Linked DNA regions of Homo sapiens: all the other regions are linked to region 1. A link is a loop called in an ENCODE intact Hi-C map of the cell type or tissue named here. Cell type or tissue: endothelial cell of umbilical vein. All regions are shown on one strand.

What was found. Peaks named below come from ENCODE experiments on the same cell type or tissue, not always from the same donor. Only the 100,000 strongest peaks of a DNase experiment are listed, where the experiment ranks them.
Region 2: a loop joins it to region 1, with 6 times the contacts of the local background. A loop is called at or near these places in 4 of 110 quality-filtered maps.
Region 3: a loop joins it to region 1, with 15 times the contacts of the local background. A loop is called at or near these places in 2 of 110 quality-filtered maps.
Region 4: a loop joins it to region 1, with 5 times the contacts of the local background. A loop is called at or near these places in 2 of 110 quality-filtered maps.
Region 5: a loop joins it to region 1, with 7 times the contacts of the local background. A loop is called at or near these places in 2 of 110 quality-filtered maps.

Annotation. Positions count from the first base shown.
Region 1 is chr13:40,312,233-40,316,232 of GRCh38, forward strand. No RefSeq gene overlaps it. Among named protein-coding and RNA genes, the nearest start is that of LINC00548, 94 kb to the left of the region's middle. In endothelial cell of umbilical vein, no CTCF peak of the experiment used is centred here; DNase peaks (open chromatin) are centred at 1,439 and 1,589; H3K27ac peaks cover 2,089 bases.
Region 2 is chr13:40,400,642-40,404,641 of GRCh38, forward strand. All of the region lies in intron 6 of LINC00598 (long intergenic non-protein coding RNA 598), which reads right to left. Among named protein-coding and RNA genes, the nearest start is that of LINC00598, 78 kb to the right of the region's middle. In endothelial cell of umbilical vein, no CTCF peak of the experiment used is centred here; DNase peaks (open chromatin) are centred at 1,920 and 2,530; H3K27ac peaks cover 1,782 bases.
Region 3 is chr13:40,080,842-40,084,841 of GRCh38, forward strand. It overlaps LOC124903162, which reads right to left. Exons shown (of 5, transcript XM_047430821.1): 5 at 1-1,475. The coding sequence ends at 1,410. Among named protein-coding and RNA genes, the nearest start is that of LINC00332, 99 kb to the right of the region's middle. In endothelial cell of umbilical vein, a CTCF peak has its summit at 2,089; a DNase peak (open chromatin) is centred at 1,940; H3K27ac peaks cover 1,343 bases.
Region 4 is chr13:40,557,167-40,561,166 of GRCh38, forward strand. FOXO1 (forkhead box O1) reads right to left here. Exons shown (of 3, transcript NM_002015.4): 2 at 2,343-3,694; 3 at 1-1,868. The coding sequence ends at 2,357. Among named protein-coding and RNA genes, the nearest start is that of LINC00598, 78 kb to the left of the region's middle. In endothelial cell of umbilical vein, no CTCF peak of the experiment used is centred here; a DNase peak (open chromatin) is centred at 1,705; H3K27ac peaks cover 2,482 bases.
Region 5 is chr13:40,476,612-40,480,611 of GRCh38, forward strand. The region is part of intron 1 of LINC00598 (long intergenic non-protein coding RNA 598); the gene reads right to left. Among named protein-coding and RNA genes, the nearest start is that of LINC00598, 2.4 kb to the right of the region's middle. In endothelial cell of umbilical vein, no CTCF peak of the experiment used is centred here; DNase peaks (open chromatin) are centred at 190 and 1,700; H3K27ac peaks cover 2,295 bases.

The DNA.
Region 1 (4,000 bases):
TTTTGTTAATAAAGTACCAAAAAATATCTTTTTATGAAGCAATATCCAGCATGGCCCCTGCAAGCATACATTAGAAAGATTTTGGCATAAAATTCCCACTGTATGTGTATTTGCCAGAAGTATAGGTTGTGTTTGCTTACCAATAACCATGTGTAATATGTGAACATAGACAGTTGATGAGCATTGTGTACATGATAAGGATAATAACGAGAACTGATATCGTCCAGGACTTATGTGTCAGGCGATCTTATAGGCACTTTACAGCTACTACCTCATTTAATCCTCACAGCCTAGGATGTATGAATTCCCTCCCTAATTTGATGAGGGAACTGAGCAGAGAGAGGTTAAGTAGCTTGCCCACAGTTACACAGCAAGTCTAGCATAAGCTGGCATTCCAACCAGGCAGAGCGGCTCCATACCCCATATACTCTGTACACCACCAACCATTCTGTTACTCTGCCTCCCACGTGTGTGTGTGTGTGTGTGTGTGTGTGCACTCTTCATACACATACATCTGCTATTTGCCTTTCTTCCCTACACAAATCTAGGGCTGCAGGCGGGCTGCAACTGGCTAACACCAGCTTTTAAAGTCTCTGTAGCCAAGGCTGCTCTTAATCAGCCATAGCCCAGGTGCCATAGCCCTTGCCCATCCTAGGCAGAAAGGAGCGAGAAGAGGCTGTCCTCACTCAAGGCCTGCCCTTCCTTTCCTTCCACAGAGGGAGAGTCTAATTCGTGTGTGTGTGTGTGTGTGTGTGTGTGTGTGTGTGTGTGTGTGTGGTTTAGTTGCTGAACATTAGTACATATAATATTTTAGTTGCTGAACCCCACCTTGATGGCTAATTTTATGTCAGTTTGGTTGGGCTGTGGGGCCCAACTATCTTGTTAACATTATACTGGATGTTTCTGTGGGGGGATTTTTGGATGAGACTTACATTTAAATTGGTGGACTTTGAGTAAAGCACATCACCCTCTCTAATGTGGGAGGGCCTCATCTAATCATTTGCAGGCCTGAATAAAACAAAGGACTGATGAGCAAAAAGGAACTCTGTCAGCAGACGGCCTGCAGACTTGAACCGCAGCATTGGCTGCTTCTGGGCCTTCATCCTGCAGACTTTGGACTTGCCGGCCTCCGTAATCCTGTGAGTCAGTTCTTCAAAATAAATCTCTTTCTATACATACACACATGCCATTGGTTCTGTCTCTGGAAAACCCTGGCAAATATACCCACACAGGATCAGATAGGCTGGGAGCACACCGGCCTCACTCAGCTGTCACTAGGAGTGGGCGGGGAGCGGGGGTTCTTCTGCTTAGGAAGGATGTAGGAAGAAGTGACCTTTTAACTCTACAAGTTAAAATGCAGGATTGGGTTATTCCAATGCATGGTATTTCCCTTAGTACAGAGTCTAGCTTCAAGGAATCCACCTTTCACCATGTGACCAAGTATAAACATGAGACAGAATATGGAGCTCCAGTCCCAATATTTAAAGGGACAGACGTATGAAGCACAAGGTCTCACATAAGAAGGAAACCAACGCTGTGACCCAGATCCTGTCACTGGCCTTTTAAACTCTGAATCACAGAACTCACAAAGGGAGGGAGATTCTTATCCCTCCCCAATAACATATTTTTCCTCAGCAAAAAAAAAAAAAAAAAAAAAAAAAAACAATGACCAAAGGAAATCCTTTGTGGGACGCTTCCTACCATTCCACAGTTACCATTCAAAAAAAAAGAAAACGCTCATGGAATTGAGCCACCTCTCCTGGCAAGTGATTCACATTGAACTCAATGAGAGAATCACTTTGCATTTCCTGCTGAAGTTATTTTGCAAGTGGTCATGGTCATCATTACTGAGCCAAGGGAAGGACAAGTTCATAGCCAGGGTGTCCACCTAAATGGATCTGACTCTTTGGTCATTTCCTGTGCTAGCTCCCCCCACAAACGGGACCTGTCACCCATGGGGACACTAAGGCTGAGACCAGAGTCTCAACCAGGCATTGCTATGAGACTCTGAACAAATTCAGGTCTAGTATTTTCCAACACCTCTCACCTTCCAACCACATACTTAACATCAAGAAGAGATTCTTGAAAATCAGTCTTCTGCACAAAAACTCTAACTCAGAGTCTTTCCTATGACTTTACCTGGGAAAAGCTACAATGTTTCACATCCACCACCCAAGACTCTCAATCAAATTTTTAAATGTAACTAATATACAGCAAAACACCTATCTATCTGTATATAAATAATGAACTCTCATGTTAGAATGTAAAATGCCTCAAGCATGGCTTCCTGGTCACCAAAAAATTCATGTTTGTAACAAAGAGTTGCTTGATGACCTGCAGTGGCTCCCCTCTTAGTTCTAACAACCACCAAGACACACACCCCATGCTGACACTCAACATGCCTTTCAAGAAAATGTACAGTATTTAGAATGGAACTCAAGACTATTTCGGCAAATCGTTTTGTTGAAATGTTGTACTGAGCTAGGTGGTCATAAATATACACGTTTTTCTATATAATCATTGACTCAAAAACATTGTATAGAAAGGCATATACATTTTATGGAGTTTGGGCTTTAAAAAATCAAGAACCATTCTGTTGAGAAAATGTTCCCTGGAGAGACATTGTGGAAAATCTATCATTTATTTGTTTATTGTGGTTATTATCTGTCTCCCATCACTCAACCATAAGCCCCTTAAGAGCAGGGATTTATTTCTGTTTTGCTGATAAGTCCCCAGTGCCTAGAAAGGATCTGCCTCACAGGAGGTGTGCAAGGTGTATCAGATGAGTATATTAATATTTGTAACATTCAGGGAGGCTGCAGGGAGATGGATGGATTACTAAAATCCTCATCGTTTATGGAAGGACGCTTTGAAAAGAGCACTGGGCCAGGAGTCAGGAGGCCTGAGTTTTGAGTCCTGGACTGGCCACTCTGTTACTTGCTGTGTGACCTGAGCTTCGTTTTCCTCTCAGGTTCACCAGACTATCAGCAAATCCCCCAGCTCCATCCCAGAGTCTCTATCTGATTCCAGTGGGGAAAAGCCCACTGAACTCTCTAATGGGAGGGGGAAAAAAGACAGCCACAGTCTCAACTGGAAGGAAGTAGAGAGCAGAAAGCAAAAGAGAAAGAAACATAGTATCTGGTTTAGAAAATGAGGAATCCTTTTCCTCCGCCGGGTGATCCCTTCTTATTACATCACACTAGAGACATGGTGGTGACGTTCAAAAACAAAGAAGAAATCTCAGAAGTAGCATATAGTGTTCCAGGAGCTCCATCCTGCCTGCAGAAAGCAGATTCCTGCCTGCAGAAAAAAAAGCAGAAAAAAAAAAAGGAGGCTGAGCTTCCCGCAAAGAGTCATGAAGCTGGGTTTCCCCTGAGGTGTCACCCAGTCCTGCTACGCTGTTTCCTGTAGGTGTGCTGCCAGCAGCTGGGCTCTGCCAGAGGCTCTCCATGCAGCAAATACAGCCTTGACATCCTGGAGATCAACAGGGAGCTGCACACTGCATCTGGGACTGGGAAAGAGACCTTAGCAGAGCGCAGACAATGAGCCCTCATCCTTTTCAAGATAGAGGCGGACACCTGGAGGAGGCTCCCAGCATCTCCACTGAATGGACAGGCTACAGACAGGCAGCCATCCTTCTGACGTGGAACAACTGATAAGAAAGCTAGACGTAGATGCACGTTCACCAGGCACTGTGCTGACAGCTTTACGTACACCATTGCATTTCATTTTTAAAATAGCTTTACGAGGTAGATTTTATTGTTGCAGATGAAGAAACTGAGGCTCAGAGAGATTAAGTGGTGTGCTGAAGATCACACAGCCAGGATATGCAAGTGGCAGGACTCAGCCCCCACCGTCTGCTCCCAGAGCTCAGTCCCTTGCCCCCGCACACATCTAAATGGGTTCTGGATTTGCCATAATACAGGACACATCTTCCACTCGCTCTTCTCAGAAGCCACAGCAGACCTAAACAGAGGAAGCCACCCCTACCTGTGCCGAA
Region 2 (4,000 bases), 88 kb after region 1:
AGACAATGTCCAACCCCACACGCAGTCATAATTCCAGGACTTACATCAGAGCATTGGAGAATTTCATTATCTGTCGGCCAACTGTGAATCAAATGCACACAATGCTGAGAAAGAACCACCCATCGTAAAGCCTTAAAAAATAACCTGCTTTCCAATGCATATGCGGGAATAAATAAGCACCTACCAGAGTGCTTGCTGACAATATGAGCAGGAGGATACCCTCCCCATAAGGTTCTTGGAAGAATGACATGAAGTGTAAAAGGCCTGACAACTAGAGGTGCTCAATAAATATTTGCTACTAAATACACAGTGGGTATTCTGTAAATATGAGTTTTTCTTCTCCCTCCTTTCTCACACTCTCCCACCTTTCCAAGAGAGGCAGGTAACCATGAAATAGAGAAATACTTTGAGGAATTTTCCTGCACAATTCTAGCTATATTGAACTGAAGAAAAACATAGCCACTGTTGTAGCATGGAGAGGCCAGGGATACTGGGTGCCACAGGGGGATTCTGGAAGAAGGAGAGACTAGATTTGGGGAAAGAACCATCTGTCTCTGCAAAAGGCCCCAACTTTCCTTCAAAAACTTATTTTCTATTAGGCCTTTGCCCAAACTTAACAACAGATATTTATGTAAAACTGCCTATGTGCCAGGCACTCTTCTAAGTGCTTTACATAGAATCCTAACAACAGTCCAATGAAACAAGTACCATTATCATCCCCATTTTATAGATGCAGATGCTAAGAACTAGAAGGATGAAGAAGTCCAGAGAGTCTCAAAACTGCTTGGGATTTATATCAGTACCTCTAGGAAATGTGTTAAAATGTAAATTCACATCCTCCAGGATTAGGCAAAGTAACTAAGAAAAAAGAAAATTGAGGACTGACAAGAAGACCAAAGGTGGAACCCTGAGAAACAGCAGCTACATTTATGGGACAGATGGAGGAAGAATTGACCTCAGGGTGTGGTGTGAGAAGGTAGCAGGAGAGCCAAGGCAGGGTGCTGTCTTGGCCATTCAGGGAAGGGTGTTCAAATAATGAGGTCACGTCAACCATTTCAGGAAGGTATTGGGAAGTGTTTGCTGGGATTGGCAATTAGCAGGTCACTTACAACTTTGTTGAGAAGAGTTTTAGTGTCGTGCTGGGGAAAGAATAATGGTCTCATCCTCAAATACCTTGTAAGACCCTTGAAGGAATCTCTCTCTCTCTCTCTCTCTCTCTCTCTCTGCGTCTGTTATCTTTGACCAGGCTTATACACAGTAAGTGCTCATTTTGCTGATTTTGCCATTGCTGACAAAGATAATGACATTCTACTATTGCTGTTATGAAGTCAAGAGCAAAAGATGGTGTGTATGTGAGTTGAGATTTCGAAAATATGGGTGCAGGAGGCAATTACCCCTCAATTTCAGTTAGGTAGGAAAGGGGGCAGGCAGACAGAGCTTCCTGCATTGCAGAGAGAGATGACCACAGGATGCCCCATAGACAGAGACCAACTCTACTCAGCCAGAGAGAGAAACTGCAGTTCTCCGATAGTAAATGCAGTTGTCCCCTCTTATGGAGACTCAGCTGCCAAAAACTTAGGTGAAGGTTCAAGGTCACTGTGAACCCAGGGCCACCCTGAAATGCTGTCCATTTGTCTGCCTCTAGTCCTTTTTCGGCTTCTAAAGTCCAATCATTCTTTGCCCTTATAACCACTCTGGTGTGTCTTGGAGAGAAAACACAGTTCTTCACGGTTTGCCAGTAGTCGAGGGAGGAATCTGAAAGCTGACTGTTTCTCCCACAGCTTCAGGAGCATTAAAACTTCAAAAGAGGAACTATTTATGCTGTCATTACCACAGCGGTCACTTCTGCAGGATTTCTTTCTCTGATGCAGCACTGGTTGGACACACTTGGCCCAGGGCCGAGAGGGGAGAGGAGGGCGTTACAGAGACACTGAGTCATCCTGCCTCCTCCACGCCCTCCGCAGCTGCCCCTCACTGCACTTCCTCCTCCTCCTCAAGTTAAAGGTCAGCCTCTCATGCTCGTGCCAAGTTTTGCGAAACACACATACGCCAAAAAAAAAAAAAAAAAAAAAGGCTTCAGAAAGGGTAAATTTTTTAACATGAAAAGAAATAAGGAAAGCCTCCTTCAAAAATACATGCAAAAATAAGTAATCCTTCCCCCATACTACTTAATAACTCCAGAATGATAAAAATTTTCCAATTGTGAATATGTAAGGAATAAAATAAAAGGAATGAATGCCCCACTGTGTTAATGCAGCCCTTTTTAAAATGATCCTAATTTCTTCCAGAAGGCTCTGGAGGGTAGATTGCAAGGTTTGTCTTAATATAGAATTATTCCCTTCTCTCCGCTTGTCTTTAGAACCAGTGTGAACATGGTGATATTTTACAGTTGGCAACCTGTACTTCGCTGCTCAAAAATGCTGCATTCCAAGGGCTACAATCATGCATTGTGCATTTGAAATGCCTGTTGCTAAGAACAAATATCAACCCCAGGACGACCCCACTCAGCAGATCGGCCAACTCCCGCACAGAGCTGTTTCCCGACCTCTGGTCAGAGACAGGAAGCCCATTGGACCCTAGGCCCAGGCAAGTGCGGAGGGTTCCCAGGCAGGTGACATGGTAAAATGTAGACGACTAGCTCTCTGTCTGTCTTCAGGATAACGTCTGCCTCCCACCCTTCCTGGTCCCAGCTTAGGAATGTATGCAGCCCTTTTATGTGCATTGCCAGGAGGCTTGTGAAGTAGATTGGACAGAGGTTTTACAGCATTGTTCCTATTTAACTGATCAAGGACTGAACCTTGTAGTTTAACAACATGAAGTTGTACGGGAACAACTAAGCAGTTGCTGGACTAAAACCCTCAGCTTCCGAATCGCAGCCCCATTAAACTCACTTCCAGCCCCGTTGTACCCTCTTTCCCCATGAGGCCGCCCCAGTGGTGCTGAAAACAGGGACTGACCTGGTTGCAACGGGAGCCTGGGGTCCTGTTCTTTGCATGTTCCCACACTGCCCTTAAAGGCTGACTGCCCCGTGGGCACTGTACATCTGCAGATCACTCGCTTTCGACATTCAGAGACCTCCATCTCATGGCAGGGTTGCCCGTGTCCACACCTCGCACTTCTCCCATGCCACTTACAGCCTGTTTCAGATTAGTTTTAACAATTGTTTTCTGGAGATTTTCCAAACTTTCCTCAGCCAAACAATCAGGGAAAGGGATAGGCCTGGCGCCGTGCAGAGGAATGGAGCCCTTCCCGCCCTGGAGCCACCTCCAACAGAGGCAACTCCGTGTACGGTGAACATTACCCTAACTGGTGAAAGTGATGATGTTCAATTATGTTGTATGTTATGTGCTTTTGTTTTTTGCACTTCTCTGTAAATGTCCTTCTTCCTAGTGAGTGGAGGGGTGTTGGGGGCGGAGTACTAGGATGTGAAAGTAAACACCAAGAGAAAGGTACAGGTTCAACGTGAGCATCTACAATAGGATTATCAAACCTGCAGAAAGGCTTTGTTAGGAGAGAAAGGGGTTTCCTCAATCCCTCTTTCTACCTTTCTTTAACATTTCAGAAGGCAAGTCTGGCAAACCTGCTCCCGGAGTTCTACCTGAGAGACATCTCACCCATTCTCCTGATGAATGGAGAGAAGAAGGAAGACAAAGAGAGAGGGAGAAATTTGGGGACAAGGAATGTGATCCCCACCCCCTAAGTCCCACATCTCTCAAAGGGGGTCTCAGGGGCTTTACAGGCACTGGGTTAGGTATGGGGAGCCCAAACCATCGGCTGAGCGCATGCTGCTGGGACCTTCCAGGGCAGTCTGCCATTTGCAACATGAAGCAGGAACAGTGGTGCCCAGGAGGCATGGGATGCGACGAGATGGATCATTGGAGGACATGGCCTGGGTCTCCATGGCTGGTGGACTGCAGGTCAGGGCCCAGAAGTTCCCCATGCCTCTGTGAATACAAGTGGAAGTGATGAGAGGCAGCTGGGTTGGCATCGACCTGGATGG
Region 3 (4,000 bases), 230 kb before region 1:
CTGTTGAATGGTTACCCAAACTGTGGTACATCCATGCAAGGGAATATTACTCCGCAATAAAAAGGAACAAACCATTGTAACAGGTAACAACGTGGGTGAATCTCAAATGCATTATGCAGAGTGAAAGAAATCAGACTTAAAAGGCTACATACTAAATGATTACATTTGCAGAACATTCTGGAAAAGGCAAAACTATAGGGACAGAAAATCCATCAGTGGTTGCCAGGGTCTGGAGAAAGAAGAGTCTGACAACAAAAGGGCACAAGGTAATTTTGGGTGGCAAATGACTGTTCCATATGTTGATCATGGGGGTGGTCACATATGAATATGTGTTTCTCAAAAATCCTAGACCTGTACACTAAAAAGAGCAAATTTTAGCACACTTAAGTTATACCTCAAGAAACTGATTAAACATAATAATGAGATAAATTTCTTTTTGTAAAAAGAAGAAAAAATACAAATGGCTAAGTGAGATTATACTATTCTTGGCAGAGCGCAGTGGCTCACGCCTGTAATCCCAGCACTTTGGGAGGCTGAGGAGGGCGAATCACGATGTCAGGAGATCAAGACGATCCTGACTAACACGGTGAAACCCCGTCTCTACTAAAAATACAAAAAAATTAGCCAGGCGTGGTGGCAGGCACCTGTAGTCCCAGCTACTCGGGAGGCTGAGGCAGGAGAATGGCGCTAACCCAGGAGGCGGAGCTTGCAGTGAGCCAAGATTGCGCCACTGCACTCCAACCTGGGCAACAGAGCAAGACTCCGTCTCAAAAAAAAAAAAAGATAAATTTCTTTTTGTAAAAAGAAGAAAAAATGCAAATGGCTAAGTGAGATTATACTATTCTTAACCCCTAAAAGTGTTCAGGTAGGTGTTTTTAGTTGAGAATGATTAAGTTGATAGCTAAGTGTGGGTTAGGATTGGGCAACATCTGCCCAGCAGGGCCAGCTGATTGTTGTTCTGAGAGACCACAGAGACCCTCGTGGGAACAGCATTTCTAACTTGATTTCTAGAATTTGTTGATGGCATAGTTTGGGATGGCAAAGGATGGGTAGGGTAAAAGCCAGAATTGGTGCTTATGGGCACAAGTCCCTAGTGGTTCTCCTCCAGGGCAAAGGGCAGATGTCTGAATGACCTGTGGCCAGAAATATGAGGTGATGCACACGCAGTTTCCAAGTGCTCCACACAGCATCATGCTGAATGCTCCTAAGAACTTTTCACGCCAGGAGCCACCATTCCTGTTGTGTAGGTGACTGAACTGAGGTGGAGGGGAGGTGACTTAGCCAGATCACAGTGAGGAAATGGACTGGAGGCTGGGCCACAGGGCTCCTGAGTTCACGCTTGTTTGCTTGTTTGTTTGTTGATGCTGGTGGTGGTGATGGTGGTGGTGTTCAAATGACATCAAAGCTCTTCATCCTTGATGTGAGTCCATCATCAAAATTTTGAAAAACACCAGACAGAAAAAGATTTTCTCTCCCTGCAAACATAAACACAGGAGTGATTTATAAAAAAATAAAATAAAAGACAAAACAAAGGTCAGAATTTTGTCCAGAATAGTCAGGCTATGGTGACATGAAACCAAGCAGCTGACTTACTAATACAATGGTGTATTTCAGAGGAGCATTTGGGTATGTTGACTACACAACTGAAAACACCTGGATATTTTGTTTTGAGATTAACTGCATGATATCGTCCATGTTGGTCAGGTATCCAGGAATGATTGATTGACACCCTCCCAAGTGAAGACACGGGGCAGTTGAGCACTCCCTGGGCAATTCAGCATCTCACAGAGTTCTGTTGTTATATCTGAAATCACTAGACTCTCCCACACAAAAGAATGGGCAATAAATCAAACCTTTCATACGTCTTCCTGGTACTGAAAAGCCCACTGCTATACTGCACAAGAAACATAGATTGTGGAATGTTTTTCGGTTGGCATAGGAACAGCCTTGGAAATGTTCAGACCAGAAGGGTCAGAATGTTAGGAAGTTTGCAGCAGGAAAAATTCCTGCTGTGACCATGATAAGTTAAATATCCTGACTAGACTCTCTCTTCTCTTTCTGGCACATGGCCTAGCCGAAAGAGCGCCTCGTGTGGTTCTGTAATAGTCACACAAAACAAAATGGACCGCATCCTCCCAAGGCACCCTTGCCCGCAGACCTTTCGAGGCCCTGAAGTGCCTGTATGGGAAACTGAGGCCCAGAAATATGGAGTGCAGGGTTAGTGAGCCTAGAGAGAACATGGAAGTGGGGATGGGACAAGTGCTGTGTGTGCACCATGACATATCACACTGAGTTCCCCTTCTCAGGCCCTGTGTCCGAAAGAGAGCAAGGAGTTTAGAGCTGGCTGAATCCCAACTTGCTGCTACTCCCTGCACTCTGATGATGACAGTGACCCTACCCTGGCACAAACCTCAAGTTTCCTTAGAACCCACTGGCAAGTGGCTCACCTCTTTAGGATGAAGTGAAGAGTATTTCAAATGTCTCTCTTCTCTTTCTCCCTGGAGGTCTGGGAGGGCGTAGGTGGGAAGGTAGGGGAGAGATGGGATAGAGAGGGGCACCAGTGAGGCAGCACAACAGTGGATGAAAGAGAATAAGCAAAAGCCCTCAAGCCCCAGTGTCTTAGAGGACTCTAAACACAGTAATTATACATGTCCATGCCACCTGCAGTCAACCTTTCACAATCTCCTGAACCTCTCTTGGAGCAAACACAGCTTGTGAAAATCTGGATGTTCATGGAAGAGAAATTATGGACTTATATTCCACTAGCAACGATGATACTTTGAAAGTACTCATAAATACCTTCATTAAATGGTCAGCTTTTTTTGTAGTACACTTTAAATATGACTTGATTTCTAAAAATGTGATTTTCCCATAGCTCTTTGAGACCACACCTATTGCATAAACTGAGTCATGCCTGCAATAAAGTCAAGGTTTCCAGAGAAGGACATTCTCCATTTCTTCCACCATTTACCCTAATACTTGGGATTAATGCAGAAGCAGTGAACACGAGAGCTAGGCTGAGCAGAGCAAAGACCTCTGCCTCAAGCCACAGTGGAACCGTTTTGAGCATTATTCTTTGCCAGATTTACAGGGTGACAATAAAGCTTTCTCTGGGCCAGAGTTGTCCTGTGCTAGCATAGAAGGCAGCCTCCCAAGTTACATGGAAAAGGGGGAGAGAGGAAAGAGAAAGTGAAATGGATGAGCTTCCTGATGACTTTATTTTCCATGGTTCTGGGTTTTATGGGGCCAAAGGGAATGGAGTGCATAAGCTATGAGTGAAATGAAGCAATCCAATTGCCTTTCTGACTATATGTTTTTAATCCTGTCTCTCAAGTAGCAGCCAGTTTAACCTTTGAGCATGCCTGTGCCCAATCTGAGTGTTACACTAAGAATCACTTGACTTGGCCCAAAGCTATTTACCGCATTAAAATCACAGTGAATTCTGTAGAAATGATCAGCCAGGAATGGGCTTAGAATCATGGAAACTGCTTCAAGCATAACAGCCACTCATTCAATCAACCAGTGTTTATTGAGCACCTACTGGGTGACATTTTCTACATCAGGCAGCAAGGAACCCACTATGAATATATCCTGGATCTTGGCCTTAAAGAGTCTACAATCAAGTCAGAAGACACATACATACCCACATGGCCCAGAGCTATGTGAGTAAGACTTAAAACGGGGGAATAAAGCAACATGAAGGTAAGGGCGGTCCCAGTGACCTGTAAGTGGGAGTTGCTCTGGTCAGGGGAGGATATCCCCAGAGGATGGTGCTTGATAGAGTGCTGATAATGAGCAGAAAGCGATGCGGTGCCCTCACCATCCTGATTCAGCCACTCCAATGACTCCAGAACCAGGAGTCCCTTCTTCAGGACATTTTTGCCTCGAGGAATTCTCAACCCAAAAAGCAATGGATTTTCTATCAGGAAGGCTGCCAACTTAATTTTTTCCATGAAAATATATACACTCACACACATGCATGCACTTGCCCTTCTCGGTC
Region 4 (4,000 bases), 240 kb after region 1:
GCAAGTGTGATGTGGGCTATATACAGAAAAATTAGATCCTTCTCAAGAACACAAGAGGAACAGTGCTGTGCACCTGTTCTCTTCATTGTGATGACTTTGGGCTTTCCACATGACTTGAAAATACTGATGGACTAAATAGGACACAAAGCCAATTAATTTGGTCTGTCAGTTACAGGTAATTGGAAAGTAATAAAACATAATGATAGGAATTACAGTTTAGGTTGCTACAGGCTAAAGAAATTTTCAAATTCTTAAGCCAAGGCTTTTAACATAATCTCAATGCACAACTTACAGCTGGTTTTCAAATAAATCTCCCCAATTTTTAAGTAAGTTCTATTCCATTTGCTACCCATCTGAACTTATGAACACAAATTCTACAAACCACTCAAGTCCCATTTTTAAATTCCCTCCTTCCACTTAAACTTCCACAGTGTGCTAAGTAATCTAATCTGCAGGGCAGAAGGGAGAATGAGATGAAGTATGAGTGTTGACATAATTCCTCAAGGCAGAACTACAAAACCAACCTCCACCTGGACTGAAACAAGAGCAAAGAATTATGAGGGGAAACTTTTGCTAAAGCTCAACTCAAAATGGTGAAGTGGATCAAAATCCCTCGTTTGACAAAGGACCATTGCTTTAGATGCAGATCTCCCTTTTCTGATCTACAAACATTATGAGGCCTCCCAGGACTACAGAGGTCTCTAGAGAAGACTTGATGCTATGCAGTACGCATAGTTCAGTAGAAGCAGATGAAATTTCTTTAAAATACATACATAAAAACATATTAAGTTATCCTAAATAAGAAACGCAAAGTGTCCATAACTATACATCACTTTCCTGCCCAACCAGGGCCTGAAACGTTGAATATGCAAGTACTAATTACAATGATTTAAGATTAGTCAGAAACATCACTAAGTAGCATCCCAAAGTGTACAAACCAGTTAAGCATGTATAAAATTAGTACTAATCCAGTTAGAATACAAAATGAAAATTATGAATGCTGCCCCAAATACCTGTGGTTCCACAAAATTTACAAGCTGACTATGTAACAAAGTAGACTCTAGTTTTAAGAAAACATTATTACAGTTCAATATCTATTCCAAAAATGTTCTTAAGTCCCAACAATAACATCAAAAATCATTTATCTGGAAATTAGAACCATTTAAATGTTTGTACAAATTTGCAAATAACAAAATAAACAAAAAAAAATAGAAAAGACCTGTACAAAGCTGGCATTTAATCTTTTTTTTTCCAAAAGTTTAACAAGTCCATTAATTTAGCAGATTGATAACAGGCTACTTGGTTCTCATGTGAATTCTGTGGCAACGTGAACAGGTCCAAGGCTGTTCAATGGAGATGCAGAATGGAGATTCAGTTCTTTGTGATCCGTCAGTTCCGCAGAAAACAGGTAGTACAAACAAAAGTTTAACTTATCAAGACATGAGGCCCATCACAGTATTACAAAAAGAGTATAAACTTTCCTTGGACCAATTGGATATTTAGAAAAACCAAAAACACACACAAATACAATCTGTATCTACTGCTTATATACAAAACTTGAAAGCACACCAGGATCTGAAAATCTTTTCTGCAATTATATGGTGTAGTGAGTTTGGCACTTCATTGTAATGAAATTTCCAATGGCACAGTCCTTATCTACAGCAGCACATAACCTGCACACATTGGGCAAACATCCTGTACAGGAAAAATGTCTTTGCTGCCAAGTCTGACGAAAGGAAAAAAGGAGGGTTTTTTTTTTTGTTTTTTTTTTTAACCAAGAAAACTAAAAGGGAGTTGGTGAAAGACATCTTTGGACTGCTTCTCTCAGTTCCTGCTGTCAGACAATCTGAAGTACTTTTAAGTGTAACCTAGGAAAAAACACATACATACGCACACACACATACACACACAATGAAAATATAGCCAAATTAAAATCAATTCAACTTAACATGTTAAGAGTGACAGACATACTTAGGGGCAAAAAGCTAGAGCTTTCTCAAACAGCTCTAAAATCATTCAATGGGGAAAATTCTACTTTACAAAAAACCCTTCAGCATTTGATTTATATCAAATGTATTCATTTATTGAAGAGCTACTAAAAAGATGCAGCCATCGAACTGTCAAAAAGAAATCTTTAAAGCAGTTAAAGGAAGCTTCCTTCTGTGTAAGCTCAGAAGGAAAACTGTAAGCTGCAAAAAGGACAGAGAATGAATGATAAAAGATCCCTCTCTGCAAGGGACAGTCAGTTGACATCAAAGATGTGCTAACCATGGCAAGTTACTGTGTTCCTCGCTTTTAAGTTCTATTTTTCAAAAGGTCTTTTGATATTGGGGTGAACTTACCTGCTCACTAACCCTCAGCCTGACACCCAGCTATGTGTCGTTGTCTTGACACTGTGTGGGAAGCTTTGGTTGGGCAACACATTGTCAAAGTTAAAATCCAATGTATCTCCATCCATGAGGTCATTCCGAATGATGGATTCCATGTCACAGTCTAAGCGCTCAATGAACATGCCATCCAAGTCACTTGGGAGCTTCTCCTGGTGGAGAAGGCCCATTCTGCCATAGCCATTGCAGCTGCTCACGGAGGAGTAGCCCCCCAGGGCACTCATCTGCATGGGGTGGGGCAGAGGCACTTGTACAGGTGTCTTCACTTGGGTCAGGCGGTTCATACCCGAGGTGTGGGGCATGGTGCTTACCGTGTGGGGCAGGGGACGCCCGTTAACTGCAGATGTCTGCTGAGCATGTCCAGGGTGGGTATGGGAGCTGGGATTCATCATTTTGTTATGAGATGCCTGGCTGCCATAGGTTGACATGACCGAATTAGGGCCCATCATGACGTTCTGGCCCAGAACCCGGCTGTTGGGCTGGGCTACCCCAGGATCAACTGGTGTCATAATGTCATTATGGGGAGGAGAGTCAGAAGTCAGCAACTCCTTCAAGAGTCCAGGCGCACAGTTATACTGACTCATACCTCCATAACTCGACTTATTGTCCTGAAGTGTTTGTATAGGCATCTGGGGCAAAGGGCTCATGCTGGATTGGCCATATGTATATTTTTGGTAGTTTGGGCTGGGTGAATTCAAACTGGTGTTTGGTGGCGCAAACGAGTAGCACGGCGTCTGCTGCATCATGGTGCCAGGTGAGGACTGGGTCGAAACAGTTAATGATGTTGGTGATGAGAGAAGGTTGAGATTATCCAAAAGATTTTCCATGTTTTCGGGATTGCTTATCTCAGACAGACTGGGTAAAGTAGAGGCCATCTTTGCGGCAGATGGCGGGTACACCATAGAATGCACATCCCCTTCTCCAAGATCATCCTGTTCGGTCATAATGGGTGAGAGTCTCCCACTAATAGTACTAGCATTTGAGCTAGTTCGAGGGCGAAATGTACTCCAGTTATCAAAGTCATCATTGCTGTGAGAGCCAGGGCTTGCAGGCCATTTGGAAAACTGTGATCCAGGGCTGTCCCCAGCACCCTCCTGGCCAGACTGGAGAGATGCTTTCTTCTTGGCAGCTCGGCTTCGGCTCTTAGCAAATTTACTGTTGTTGTCCATGGATGCAGCTCTTCTCCTAGGAGATTTCCCGCTCTTGCCACCCTCTGGATTGAGCATCCACCAAGAACTTTTTCCAGTTCCTTCATTCTGCACACGAATGAACTTGCTGTGTAGGGACAGATTATGACGAATTGAATTCTGTAAGGCAAAACATCTTATTAGAAGTACAATACTTCTCTGCTTGCAAAACTTCCTATTCTACATGTATTACATGGAAAACAAGTAAAAAATCTTAAGAGTGTGTGCTACAGATTTCCATCTGAACAGTCCTAATGGCTCTGAAGCCACTACAAAAGATCTCAAATAGCACAGGAATAAATAGTATCTTATCTTAAAAACAATATCTGTGGCTGGGTGCGGTGGCTCACGCCTGTAATCCTAGCACTTTGCGAGGCCCAGGCAAGCGGATCATGAGATCAGGAGATCAAGAGCATCCTGGCTAAC
Region 5 (4,000 bases), 160 kb after region 1:
ACACTCCACCTAACGGACTGGGAAGCACAAATGTCCCTAATCCTGCCCTTCTCTAACTCTTCCACACCAAAACACGTGTCTGCACATGGAACTTCTCTGAAATGCCTGGAATTAAACAAAGCAGGCACAGCCCCTGCCCTTTGGAAGCTCAGCAATCTAGAACAAACACTGAGGCACACAGGGTTGGTCTTATGAGCTGGCAACCATATGGTCTGATTTTAGAGGCTAGGAAAGCTTAGTCCAAAAATATCTACCCCTCCCAAATGCCACAGTGCCTGGAATTCCACTGTTAGAGGGATATTTCTGGGAGTTGAAGCACTATCTCCGATTCTGAGTCACTTGGCTTCAGTTACTTTTTTAAAGACAGTACAATGTTGTATTTAGATTTTTTTACCCATTTTTGTGAGTTTATTTATTTTAATAAATGAGTTGATCTCATTACATTTATTATTATAATACATTTGTCACAATTCTATCATCTTAAATAATTTCTTTTATTTATTGTTTCCTCTGTTTTCTGTGTAATCTGAATTTTAGTCCTAATAGTGGTTACCTCCTCGATTTTAAATAAGATGCTTAATTTTCTATTATCAATTAATCAGAAATCAAATAGTATCTATTATCTCCCAAATACAAAAGGTGAGAAAATTAATGATTTTCTATTTCCTCCCATTTCCTTTCCACCTACGCCTTAATCCCTATCAACAGACACTTGTTATTATGTTGTTGAATTTTTTTTCTTCCTTATGGCTGTATTATTATCATTATTGTTATTACTTTTACATTTGGTAAAATTTTTTTTTCTTTCATGGACTTCTTTTAAATGCAATAAAACTCTGGCTAGAGGCTACAGTTATCGTACATCAATATCTCTGCATGAATTAAATACTCAAGTTACTTTTTTTTTTGAGACAGAGTCTCACTCTGTCGCCCAGGCTGGAGTGCAGTGGTGCCATCTCAGCTCACTGCAGCCTCTGCCTCCCTGCCGGGTTCAAGGGATCCCCCCAGCTCAGCTTCCTGAGTAGCTGGGACTACAGGCGCGTGCCACCATGCCCTGCTAATTTTTTGTATTTTTTGGTAGAGACGGGTTTTCACATGTTGCCCAGGCTGTCAGATTACTTTCATTCATTGCAGTAGAGGCTCCTACAGGATGCAGGACAGTAAATAGGCTGGGGGTGGAGAAAACATAAAAAAGGAAATCGGATGACAGATGGGGAAATACATTGAAGGCGAATACCTACTTCTCTGTTTTGCCTTTTGTTGATCATAGAAACAAGGGGAAAACATAATGGAAACTAAATAAACATTCGCAGAGGGCACTAAGATTTCTGACGCTCTCATGGTACGGAAGAGGAGCAGTAAGACACACGTGTGTGGATAATCAAAGGTGAGGATGGTGGGTGGGTTGGCGCAAGAGGTGGGACGAGGGAGAGAAGTGCTGACCATTCCAGGGAGTCCTCTGCATCACTGCTTCTCAACATCACACTTTGAGAGGACTCTTCCAGCTCCAAAGCCCTGTCCACATCACGTCCTGTCCCCACGGTCACTCTGGCCAGGCAGGCCTCTCATTGTGAAATGGGGCCCTGCACACAAAAACAACAGCCTCGTGCTTGTGGCAGGCTGAATTCTTTCCAAAACTGCCCTGGGTTTCTTTATCTCAGCCCCTTGTGAGAACACAGGAAACTCTGCTTCCCCAATCCTGAAATATCTGCCTCAGGAAGGAAGGGATATTGTCTTTTCAGGGGCCTCTGTTTGGCTTGTGAGCCAGTTCGATAGCTTGCTTTGTAAATGCACTGCAAAAGCAAGCCCACTCAGACCTTCCTTGGAAATGGCATATTTGAAAGATAATGTCCAAATCTATTTAAACAGTGGGGGAAAAAGTTAGGTCATAAAACCAGTACCAACTTTGTACAAACTGGTCTAAACGCAATACTGGAGAGGTGTTTGGTTGTTTGGCTTGCTTTCGTTTGTTGATTTTTTTTGTTTGTATTGGCTAAGAATTGTTCAAAAGAAAAATCATTCAGTTTTTTTCTTCAACATTCTTGTCCTACTGAGGGAATAATTCGTTAATTCACCTTTCACTGGATCCAAATGGAATTCATTTTTTAGACTTTATAGAAAACATACAAACCCTCCACTAGTTCAATATTTTATGATTAATTTTTATAAACAAGTAGGCGATATCAGGACATCTTCAGAGATGAATATAATTGAATCCGAGTGCTCTCATGCTGACTATTAAAGGTTTCAATTTAAAATGTTTGCAAGAGACCAGGGATAGGACGAATCTCCAGCATTGCCTCACAGTGCCAGTGTCCTGGGCTTCTAGAAGCAGCAATGGTATCTGTGGTTGGCTGAGTTTTCTGGGCCATCAGCGTGATTTCTAAGCCGGACTCTGGTGCTCATCATGCTCCCACAAGCCTCAGATGGCTTTTATTTCACAGCAGACAACAAACCCATCTTTCTGTCAAAGGCCGTAGGTTGAGGTCCGGAAATGAATTTTTAAACTATGTCTTCAGGCCACTAAATTCCAAGGCCATTTCTCTTTCTCTCTATTCCTAAGGACCCATCACCACAGACCCCAGGTGTTATTTGTACACCAAACACAGCCGTGCAACTAAAGAAATAAAAATAAAAATAAAGGTTAAGCGCTCTTTGCCTCCCACTTCTAAAAGAAACTTCTGGGCAGTGTTTCTCAGTTATGAAATGTACGCTTCCCAGGAGCAGTCTCCGCGTTTTCCAGCGCCTTCCCTGCCTGCCCGGCTCCCCGGACTCTGCTCCTCCCGCTGCCCACCGAAGTGGCCCTGCCTCAAGTGTCCTCCAGCTCACACTGTGCTTCTCAAGCAGTGGCTCCCCAAAGATGTCCCCAATGAGGAGGGTGAACAAAAAGCGCCTTTCACAGGATCTCCCAGGCACTGCCAGAGCGAGGCAGGCTTTGAGGAGCCTGTCAAGGAGGGCAAAGGCCTCGCTTTGAAAACGCTTCTCCAGTGTGCTGGCTCGTGGGACTTGGCAGGCCCAGGGAACGGCGCCGCGGGGAAGAAAGCCCCTGGATAGGCCTCCCTGGCGGGCACCCCCTGCTCTTTTCATTCGGCCCCATGTGACGCCCGTGAGGGAGCTGGCAGGCCAGGGCCTGGTGAATGAATCCTGTTTGTCAGGGCCCCCGCCTTGACTGCAGCCCATACGTCAGGACACACGCTTCCCGACTGCTAAATGACGGCTGAGAAAAGGACAGTGGTTTTCGGTGTTTGTAGGACAGGCAGGAGTGGCCAGGCAAGGACTGAGATCAGTCATAGGGGAGAAAATCCAAAAAGTAAAAACTCCACCGACCACAGGAGACTTTTCTTCTCTGCTCTGGTCAGCAAGAAGGTCCCATGATTCAGCACAGAAAAGCACCCTCTGGCAGCCCGGTCCTGTTTAGTTCTGGGTTCGGTGCAATTTCTTTGTTGAAACTCAGTTTCTCCCTCTGTAAAATAGGTATAGTGACACGAGCCCATGGGAGCTGCTCAGTAAAGCTCTATTGTTTAATCAGCTGACAAATGGCAAAGCCAAGTCCTAAATGCTTACTCAACTGGCCACCAGTAATGGGTGCATAATGAGAGTGAGAATTCAAGGGCAGCCACCTACCTCGCCCATCTGTTTATTTTTCCTGCCTTGGTCTAAAATGGTTCCAAGGCCCCAGACTCACAGCAGTCATGCCTCTTCCGTGGCGGCCAGAAGTGCAGAGGACAGTGTTATTCAAGGTCATCTGAAGAAGGCAGGGACCCACCTGCCACAAAGGGTCGTTGTGAAAATGCAAACGTCCAGGAGCAAGGATTAAGGGGAAGACTCCCACACCGGAGAGCAGCCAAGGGCACCCCCTTGCCGAGAGCAAAAAAAACATGTGGTCACTTCTAGAAGGCAGAGTGACAAGTCAAAGCCTCTCTGTGAGTTAGCAGAAATCATTCCCTCCGGGTGGAGGAATTACACATGTCTTTCTGGGCAGGCAAGTTAGGAAAGGGGT